Linked DNA regions of Homo sapiens: region 1 is linked to region 2. A link is an interaction called in ENCODE POLR2A ChIA-PET data of the cell type or tissue named here. Cell type or tissue: MCF 10A. All regions are shown on one strand.

Evidence for each region. ChIA-PET counts read pairs that join two places held together with the same protein. Peaks named below come from ENCODE experiments on the same cell type or tissue, not always from the same donor. Only the 100,000 strongest peaks of a DNase experiment are listed, where the experiment ranks them.
Region 1: POLR2A ChIA-PET joins it to region 2 with 12 read pairs; 12 of 35 experiments call an interaction of 5 or more read pairs at or near these places.

Annotation. Positions count from the first base shown.
Region 1 is chr1:109,238,667-109,243,666 of GRCh38, forward strand. No RefSeq gene overlaps it. Among named protein-coding and RNA genes, the nearest start is that of CELSR2, 8.4 kb to the right of the region's middle. RefSeq lists silencers at 659-1,073, 2,181-2,475 and enhancers at 1,475-2,170, 3,829-4,328. In MCF 10A, a CTCF peak has its summit at 944 (motif pointing right); DNase peaks (open chromatin) are centred at 965, 1,605 and 2,165.
Region 2 is chr1:109,390,467-109,395,466 of GRCh38, forward strand. All of the region lies in intron 1 of SORT1 (sortilin 1), which reads right to left. Among named protein-coding and RNA genes, the nearest start is that of SORT1, 5.0 kb to the right of the region's middle. In MCF 10A, no CTCF peak of the experiment used is centred here; no DNase peak of the experiment used is centred here.

The DNA of each region.
Region 1 (5,000 bases), 150 kb before region 2:
TCCCACTGTTGCCCTAATAGCCAGTTCCTTTCTCAGGGGAGGCTGATGTTCAGGCTGTTTATTTACCTGCTGCCTTTCATCTGCAATCTACAAACCCTTTACTTTAATAACAGCTTCTGTTAGTTTAGTGCCTCTCTCCTAGGAGGTTAAAATACTCCCTATAGATGATCTCTTTTATCTTTGTGATGGTCCCAGAAGGTAGGGTGGGGACATGATTATATGATTATGCTTATTCCATCCTTTGGAAGACAGAAATACAAGGACGGTAAGGGAGATGAGACAACGTGGCCTGATGGAGGTCGGAAGTCCTGACTCCTCGGCAGTGCTTTATGTTTCTTTGGGAGGTTGAGAGCTGGAATGTGAACTGGGCTGTCACTTAGGAGCCTTTATCTCACCTCAGCTTCCTTAGTCCCTGAGCAGCGACTTGGGCCTGCTGGAGCATAGTACCAAGGAAAGGGGCCATGTGCTCCATTTTCCACTGGGGGCTTGAGATTGATCCTATTAATCTTGCTGCTGGAAACCCTGTCAAAACTGAGGTAGGTGCGTGAAGGGGTGACAGTGGCTCTCTTGTCTTGCCTGGCTATGCCAGCTGGGGGCCCACAGGCAGACCCGCCTGGGCCGTAGCCCATTGCCCCAGCTCTGGGATAACAAAGCCGGGACAAGGGGACAAAGAGCAAGCTGCTCCCATTTGTAATTCAGAAGGACCAGAAACTCACATTTCCTGTGGCCTCAACTATTTGGTTTGAAGAAAGGCAGCGTACACAGTGTGCAGGAGGCTAGTTTTGCCCCACCCCCTATACCATTCCAGAAGCCCACTGGGAACTCTCACAGGGCCCTGAACGCCCCTGCTCTGCCTTAGCTCTGTCTTAGAAGTCCCTACAGCTGCCTGCACCACTCCCCACGCCTACCTGCTTAGGCTCCTGGTGCCTGTCACCTTCCTACCAGTAGGAGGCTCTGCTTTTTGCCATGGCCCTGAGAGCTCTGTGGGAGGGCAGAAGCTGGGGCTTTGAGTCCCTGAGGACCCAGCTGACTTACCTGCTGGAGCTGGCTGCCTGGACTCTCAGCTGCTTTGTGCAGAGAGACCCTCCTGCCTTGGGCAGCCCAGCTTTCCCTGCCAGCCTTCCTCCTGCCCGTGTAGGGACTGGTGTAGGAGCCTGGCTAGGAAGATGGCTGTATGGACAAACTGGCTTGTTAGCAGAAAGTAACTATAAGGGACCCCATGCTTCCAGAAGCCAGAGGAGAGGAAGTCAATGGTAGTGAAGGCAAGGATGACTGTGGCTGAGGTCCCTCCCCACAGGTCATACCCAAGAGCACAACAGCAGGAGGGCACACACGGTCACCGAGTGCTTACCTTGTGCCAGGCACCATTAGGAGCAGGGTTTACAGAAAGAAGGTAACACAGTTCCTGCTCACAAATAACTGTTGGGAAAGGTGTGGTTCGCCTTCCTTCAGAGAGGGAAAACCAGACACTCTCCCTCCCTGAGGCAGTGGGATGGGGCTGATGCAAGCTTCATTTAGGAGGGGCCGACCCACCTGGAAGCCGAGCAGTTGGGAACAGGCCCAATAGCCTTGACTCCACCCTGGTAGTTGCCTCCGCATCCCACGCCTGATGCCCTCATCTCTGGCACCTTGACCTGCCCCATCTCCAACCTCAGCTACCCAGGTTACCTCAGTTAGCAAACACCCTCCAGAGGCCTAGTGGAGTGAGTCAGAGCCCTGGGTCCCTCACCAACCCTGGGTTCCCACACCCAGGTATTCAGGGCCCAAGATGCAGGTCTGGGTGCTTTAGGCAGGGAGTGAGGAAACACTGGGACCAACAGTCTGGCCTCTCCACCAAGAGAGACAACCATAAGCCAGACTTCTAGAAACTCTAAAGAGGCTGGTAACTGGGGACCCAACGTAAGGCCGAGGGACCTGCCTGCGCTCACAGTCCAGGCTGGGCAGGGCAGCTCATTAGCCAAACACTGAAACCTCACTCCTGGGAACCAACATTCTCCTAGCCGTCTGTCCTGCTTTTCCTCCCCTGAAGCTTTTCCGGTTTACCCCAGGTCCTGAGAATGCCTCCTCTCCCCGAGTCCCCATCCTTCCCCAGGGGGTACGCGGCGGGGGCGGCCCTGGCTGCACTCCCAGGATGAGTCTGACAGGCAGAGCTGGGATGGGCGCCAGACAAATGTACTGCGTGTCGGAGCCTGTGCCGGGATGAGGGGCCTGCCCCGCTCTCCCAGTTACCTCCCAACATGGGGTTCCCCAGCAGCTCTTCCCAGGTACAAAAGGGGAGTGCTTCCTTGCAGCCTGGACTTGGCCAGGTCCTGGTGGGGCTGATGCCTCGGCCTCTGACATTGCCCTTTTAAGAGCCCTCTCCGGCGGGGCCAACCTGTAATCCCAGCGCTTTGGGAGGCCTAGGAGGGCGGATCGCCTGAGGTCAGGAGTTCGAGACCAGCCTGGTTAACATGGTGAAACTCTGATTCTACTAAAAATACCAAAAATTAGGCGAGCATGGTGGTGCGCACCTGTAATCCCAGCTACTCAGGAGGCTGAGGCAGGAGGATCGCTTGAACCCAGGAGGCATAGGTTGCAGTGAGCCGAGATTGTGCCACTGCACTCCAGCCTGGGTGACAGAGTGAGACTCTGTCTCAAAAAAATAAAAATTAAAAAAGCCCTCCCCATGGGGGTGGGGTGGGGGTGCTGCAGGCAGGTTCATGTTGCAGAAACCCAGCAATGTGCAGCTCCCCATCCATCTGCCAGGAAAGAAGCCCTGAACTCCAGGTCTTTACCTCTCTGGGACCTTCCGGCGGAGGTAGGGTGTCCCAGCCACCTCCGAGAGAACCTCTTGTTACGGAGGGGCGGGTCCTCTTCTGCTGCTCTGACTGGCTGGTTCACAAGCCCTGCATTTTGGAGATTGGTCCCTGTCCCTCCATGGGACTTGGTTCCCTTCCCCCTACACAAACCTGCTGTCAAAATGGTCTGGGAGTTTATTTTCATTGGGGTGTAAATTGCTGATAAGACGGTGTGACCTTCTGGGACAAGTGGTTTTTAAACCTGAAGAAATTGAAGAATTAAGCTCCCATTTGGAATACGCTTCATCCTTGCCTCCTTCCATCTTGTCTCAGAGAAAACCTTTTTTTTTTTTTTACTCCTTCTCCAAAACCAGGTCTTATCTACTTGTGCCCTGGAACTCGCCACCATCCTGCTTCCCCTGAGTCCTTGTTCTTGAGCTAGCTCTCTGCTGAACCTCCCGCCCCACTTCCCCTCAGTCCCGACCTGCTAACATATTCCCCATCTGAAAACAGCCATCCTGCACTCCTGCCGCTCCTGTCAAATTGCGATCCCATCTGGCTCCTCTCCCTCAAAGATGAATGAACAGTGGACACTTGCAGGCTCTGTTACCTCATTAACATTCCTGGCCCTCCTTCACCCCATTCCCCTCAGAGGGAAGGTGAACTGTTCCAGAGGGAACTGCACGAGGGGACAGGAAGAAGGCCTGAATGGCTGAAGCATGAAGTAAGGGCGATACTGACTGGAGGCTGGAGATGTGGGCAGGGTCAGGAGATGGCACCTGACCCTAATGCTGGCCTCCACCTCCGCTTTCCCTGCTGCTCTGTGACCTCCACATGCAGGGCTCTCAAATCCATTCTCTCTCATCTGAGCATCTCCACCCACCCCCAGCATACACATTGGGCATCTCCTCTTAGTATTCAGGCACCCCAACACACACCTGAGACTCACCCTGGACAACTCCCTCCTCTTCATCTCCAGGGGCCAGTCTGTTTCGCAGCGCCATTGAGTCTTCATCACTCAGGTCTGCCCCCTTGACAGCCTGCTCCCTGGCCCCAGCACAGCCCTCCTCCTCCTGGACTATTACAGCGGCCTCCTTGCTAGTCTGCTGGACCTCAGTCCCTTCTTCCGGCGCAGCCTCCTCACTGTGCCAGATTAGCCTGCCAGATGGCACAGCCATGATCATTCCTCCCCTGCCAAAACACTTCAGATGGTTCCCCTCAACTTATAAGGTCCAGACTTCTCAGCTGGAGCCCCAGCTCATCAAAATGTGCCCCCAGTTCAGATTAGCGGCTCTCTGCTCCTTATTCTCACCGCCCCCTTGTTTCCTCCTGTTTCCTGGCACTGACCGTGTGTTGCACCTCTCCACGCTTGCTCACACTGTTCCCCCTGCCTGGATGCCTTTTCCTCCTGCCTATTAGTGGAATTCTTCCTTCCTCTTCAAGATAGCTCAAATGCCACTTTCTTTTTTTTTTTTTTTTTTTGAGATGGAGTTTCACTCTTGTTGCCCAGCCTGGAGTGCAATGGTGCGATCTCGGCTCACCGCAGCCTCCGCCTCCTGGGTTCAAGCGATTCTCCTGCCTCAGCCTCCCAAGTAGCTGAGATTACAGGCATACGCCATCACACCTGGCTAATTTTATATTTTTAGCAGAGACGGGGTTTCTCCATGTTGGTCAGGCTGGTCTCAAACTTCCGACCTCAGGCGATCCGCCCATCTAGGCCTCCCAAAGTGCTGGGATTATAGGCACGAGCCACTGTGCCCGGCCAAATGCCACCTTCTTTAAAAAGCCCTCCCTAACTCCTCCACCCCCACACAAAAATATTAGTGACTATTGCTCTGTGACAGCTTTTGTCTCTGTCCAAGGGACTGGCTGTCCCTTGGGGACATAGCTCATCTGTGTACCTCTCACACTTAGCCACCTACCACCGTGGCTGGAGCATGGCTCTGGCCAGACAGGGCCTCCTTCCTTGGCCTGCTCTGACAGCCTGAACAGCCACGTTATTCAGAGGGTGCTTAGGGATTTGCCGCTCGAAGCTCAGCCCCAGGTTCCATCTCTTCCTGCCCGGTGGTCAGAGGCAGTATTTTCAGCTGGATCTTAGATGGCTTTACATCTTTATGGAATGCTGGGCCTATTAAGCCACCCTTGACAAAGAACACTGGCACTGTGGGTGGAACCTATCACTAGGATAAAGCATCCAATATCATCTTTTAACAAGCGCCAAAG
Region 2 (5,000 bases):
ACTGAAGTTAAGTGATTTTCCATAATCACACAGCTATGAAGCAGCAGAGCCAGGACCCAAATCTGGGTATTGAGACATCTCTTTGAGATTTTGTATACAACATATTTATGTTTTGAATCCTTTGTGACAAATAGCAAATACTAGATAAAAATGATTTGAACTAACTTGTCTGGGAATTATTGAAGTTAATACAAATTTTCCTTCCCAGTTCAATTTCTCCTGGTCCTTCAGAGCAATTGTACTGTGGAACCAGACTTGCAAACTGGCTTCAGTACAATATTAGAAAGTGTGTGTGTGTGTGTGTATGTGTGTGTGTGTGTGTGTGTGTGTGTGCGCGCGCGCGTTTTAGGACATACAGGAAGACTAAAATGCTTATCCAAAGCAAACATAAGACGGATAGTATTCATAAGCCAGAGAAGGAACATACATACGTTTTCTTCTGATAAAAATAAATCAAGCCAATTAATCACATATAAGTTTCTACATGTGAATATATTTATGGTAAGCTGACCATCTATTTTCAAACACACAGGCAGCCAGGATGAAGAAAAAAAGCCCCAGTTTTGGCAGAGTACTATAGGAAAGGGAAAAAGAAAAATGAATTTACTGCTATCTGTTGGGTTTGCTTTTGGACTATTCAAGCTAGTAGCTTTTATTAGCATTAGATTTTTCAGCCAACAAGGAACAAACGGTAAAATATTACCCCCAAAATAAAAGAGAAAAATGTCTTTCATAACTACATGAAAAAAAGTACTCCTGCTATCTTTAAGAACATGCATATTTCACTGAAGCAAGTTCTGGAGGTGGTAGTAAAACACCCCTAAATGTGAAATCCATGCTATGTTCAAGTTTGACTGGGAAGTCAAACAGCCACAGTTTGCTTCTAAATTTGGAATCAGCCAGGAAAACATTTGTGATCACAACCTCTGGCCTCTCCCATATGAATCATAGAATTTTTGAAAGAAATTTTAAAGCTAGTCCAAAACTTCTTGTGCTGTAGATGAGGAATCGAGGGCCAGAGACTAAAACACAAAACAGAAAATAAGTTACATTCACAGAAAACTTCCTCGGCAAAACACGACAGGTTCTGAGTGGAAGGATTTTGTTTTTACTGTGGTTTCCTGAGATTGAGATTGGGGATAGAGAAGGAAAAACAGCCTCCATCTTTCACCTAAAAATTTTCATAGGTATGAGGAATCTGTCATGAACATTCATTCAACCAAACTATCTCAAAGCAACATATTACTAACCCAACTTTGACTGCAGTCACCATTGAAACAAGAACAAAAAAGCTGCCTAGAACTGACTGAAATTGATCAGCTTGTTCTTCAAGCCCCATTAATCCTCAAATCCACCTGCATACAAATCACTGAGACCACATAGTGGGAAGAACAAGTTTTCACCAAGTTTTTAAAAATAGAAGTAAAAGATGCAATAAAAACACTGATGACAAAAGGAGAGAAAGGGAACTGAAACTTGTAGAAATCTACAAATGCAGTATCTAGTTCATAATATTGTCAGAGCCATTGCCACAGTTTTGTTGTTTCTAGAAAAGCTGTATTTTAAATTACATGTCAAATGTGATGGCTTTGTCTGCCTTAATATTAGCTCCTAATTATATAAAATATCTGAGCCTCATTTCTGCAGCCTCAAAACATAGTTCACTTTCTGTAAAAAAAATTGAGGGGTAGGATTAGGTAGGAAGGAGGGAGAAGAACAAACGTTACTCCCCCGTCCTGACCATTACAACTTGGTGCTAAGCACTGCCCAGCATGTGATGGTCACACAAGGGTAACAGGCCAACTGGGACAAAGTTGGGGAACGCAGACTCTGCAGTCACCCACTGAGAACCCAATGCCTGTTGACGAGAGTTGACTGGAAACTGGCAGAGTGCAGAAGAAACTGCTAATAGTATCTGTGACCCTGACATGAAAGATCTGATCAAAACAGCAGGATAGAAAGCCTATTATTGTTGTTAATAATCACAAAAAGAAAATAGCCATTAGAAATTGAACAGAACATAAGCCTTCTTCCAATTATTTCCACAAGCAGACATGAGACTCAGATTTCTAATTAAAAATCACTGTGCACAGAGCCAAACATTTGAGTCAGCAGAGAACTTACCTAATTGTTAACACTGCATTCCCTTGGAGCCATCTGTCATACCTGGCTAGCTTTCTACTCTCATCCCAACCAAACTTCAGATGAAGACTAACCTTTCCCCAGATAAATTACACTTCATCAAATCTGCTGATACTTCTTACTGAAATATCCAATGCATAAGTCATTTTAACATCCCTCTAGGGGCTAAAGGTCTGACTATACATTGCATGAGAGAAGACTCTTCATGAAGGTTTCGCTCACTCTGCTCAACCAGGACCAAGAAGGAGATCCTACAGAGTTCCTACTCCTTGATCCAAAGCTGAATGGAAGAAACAGAACTCAAGAGACTATTAAATAAGCTAGACGGCTGGGGGTGCTAGGGAAGGTAGGATGAAGAGAGGCCAAGTATTGGAAGAAATGAGGCAGTTAGGAAGTTCCGGGGCATTAAAGGACTGACCTTCAGACTTCCGGGTGTTACAAAGGTCTGGCGATTCACAACAACAGGCCGAGGTCTTCAGCGGCAGCTCCCTGAAGCCTCTGACAGGCACACTCAGTCCTGTCAGCTTGGACTCAACCCTGCCAGAGCCAGCAAACAAACACACGCATTCTTCCCAGAGCTGACACCCCATACAACACGGCCTCTCTACAGGGCCTGTTTATTTAAGGAACCAGATGCTTTAAAGTTGGAGTAGAAGTTGGGAAGTTATGTTTACAGAAGTAGTTAGTGACAGGAGCAGAGGGAGGACAGAAAATAAGCAAGAGTTCCTGGCTTTATTCATCATAAGTTTAAAAAGTTTTAAGGAAATTGTCAAATGGTCTGTACACAGGAATGAGAAGTAAGGAAATTATGTCAGCCACCACCACAACTCTGGCCAAGGCATTTCATCTGTTCCTTTAAGACAGTTTCATGCCTACCCTCAAAGGGGTGCTTACAGCAGAAATGTTTTGAAGCAATCCAACTTAGTAACCAACAATAAAGTCTTCTAGGCCTGCTCAATTTCACGCATGTACAAAGGTTATACATGTCATGAATACTCCAAGCAGCTGAAGGAAAGAATCAGTTAAAAATGTGGCATGAAAACAGTTTTGAGTTCCAGGCAAAAGGAAGATTATTGAGTCTAAGAAGAGAGCATTTATAAATGATAGCTAATTGCTGAGTGCTAATTATGTGCCAGACATTCTTCTAATGAGTTATTACATATGTATAGATTATACAACACAATGTGATATGTTGTAATACATACTATAACTCATTACAAATACAATATTACATATGCATATATTATGTAATACAAATATATATTTATACAATAATATACATATACGTATATATTATGTATATATAATTTAACACACACTCATTTAATTCTCACAACCACCCTACAAATTAAGTGCTCTTATCTTCACTTTACAGATTAGGAACTGAGACACAGAAAACTTAAGTAACTCACCCAGGATCACACAGTGACATGGCCAGGGTTCAAATGCAGGCAGTCCAGATAAGGCAGTGCTATACCACCTTACCATGGTAAGTCAAACCCTTAGAACAAAATTAGGGAGCATAATTTTTGGAAAGTTATAACTATTTATCTTTCTCCTTCGTTTTCTTGTCATCCCTTTTGTTTGTTTTTTTAGTAATAGCCAGTATTTTTTATTTCCACTTTCCCATGAGTCTATTATAGCTAACTTGTAATACTGTAACTAGAAAGGAAAATGTTTTCCTCTCCTGCCTCAACTCCTAAAATAAAGCACTTAATCATTAGGACTTCTATGTGAAAAAATATATGCTGTGTGTAATAAACCCAATGCACTTTAAATATATTTTAAATTAATAGATTGAAAAGAAATGATATGAGAAAAAAAACCTTAGAGAGAAAAAGGGAGGCTTGGGCAAAGAGAAAAACCTGCTGGATTTCATGGACAGAGAAGCCTGAGTGGTCATCAGGACACCGGTCTCCTTAAACCGTAATATAAACGCACTATTATGCTTTAGCTTTACCGTGCTTTCTTGAGAAGACAGGTTAAATGCTAATATATCCTCATAAGCCACAGACACAGGTCTAGTAGTTTGCTATAACCTTCTGAGGCTTTTCATTCTCCAGTCTGAATGATCTTTTCTTTGTATCTTGGCACCCCAGCATCTAGCACAGATCTAGGCATTTGGAGGGCATTCACATACATTGATGATGTGAATTAATGTGGCTTGAAATGAAACAGGACCAAGTTAAAAGAAATAAGAGAACCATGAACTTTTGCTTTTTCTTGGGACTCGAATCCTGTCATGTTATGTAGGAAAAATGATTCTACATGTACCTTCCTTCCCCAGTTGTACAAAGTACAATATCTCTGATAAAAAGTTGTTCTGTCATGCTGATGCTTTTATTTCACACTGTTTTATAAACGGTCCAAAAATACTAGATCTCTTCAATACAGTTCAGGATTTTTTATGACTTCTAAAACCAAATAAATAAACAGAAGAACAGGCTACTACATAACAATTCTTGGTTAAGAAGTACTACTTAACCATTTTTAAGGTAAATGATATTAAACAAAGGCTCCACTTTTTTTTTTTTTAACCAGATACAGAAAGGATGAGATCTCTGAAGAAGAGACCACGGATGACTAACAAACGCAAAAACTTTTTTTTTTTTTTTTTTTTTTTTTTTTTTGAGATAGAGTCTCACTCTGTCACCCAGGCTGGAGTACAACGGTGCGATCTCGGCTCGCTGCAACCTCTGCCTCCTGGGTTCAAGTGATCGTCATGCCTCAGCCTCCAGAATAACTGGAATTACAGGCGCATGCCACCGCGTCTGGCTAACTTTTGTATTTTTAGTAGAGACAGGGTTTCACCATGTTGGCCAGGCTAGTCTTGAACTTCTGACCTCAAGTGATCCACC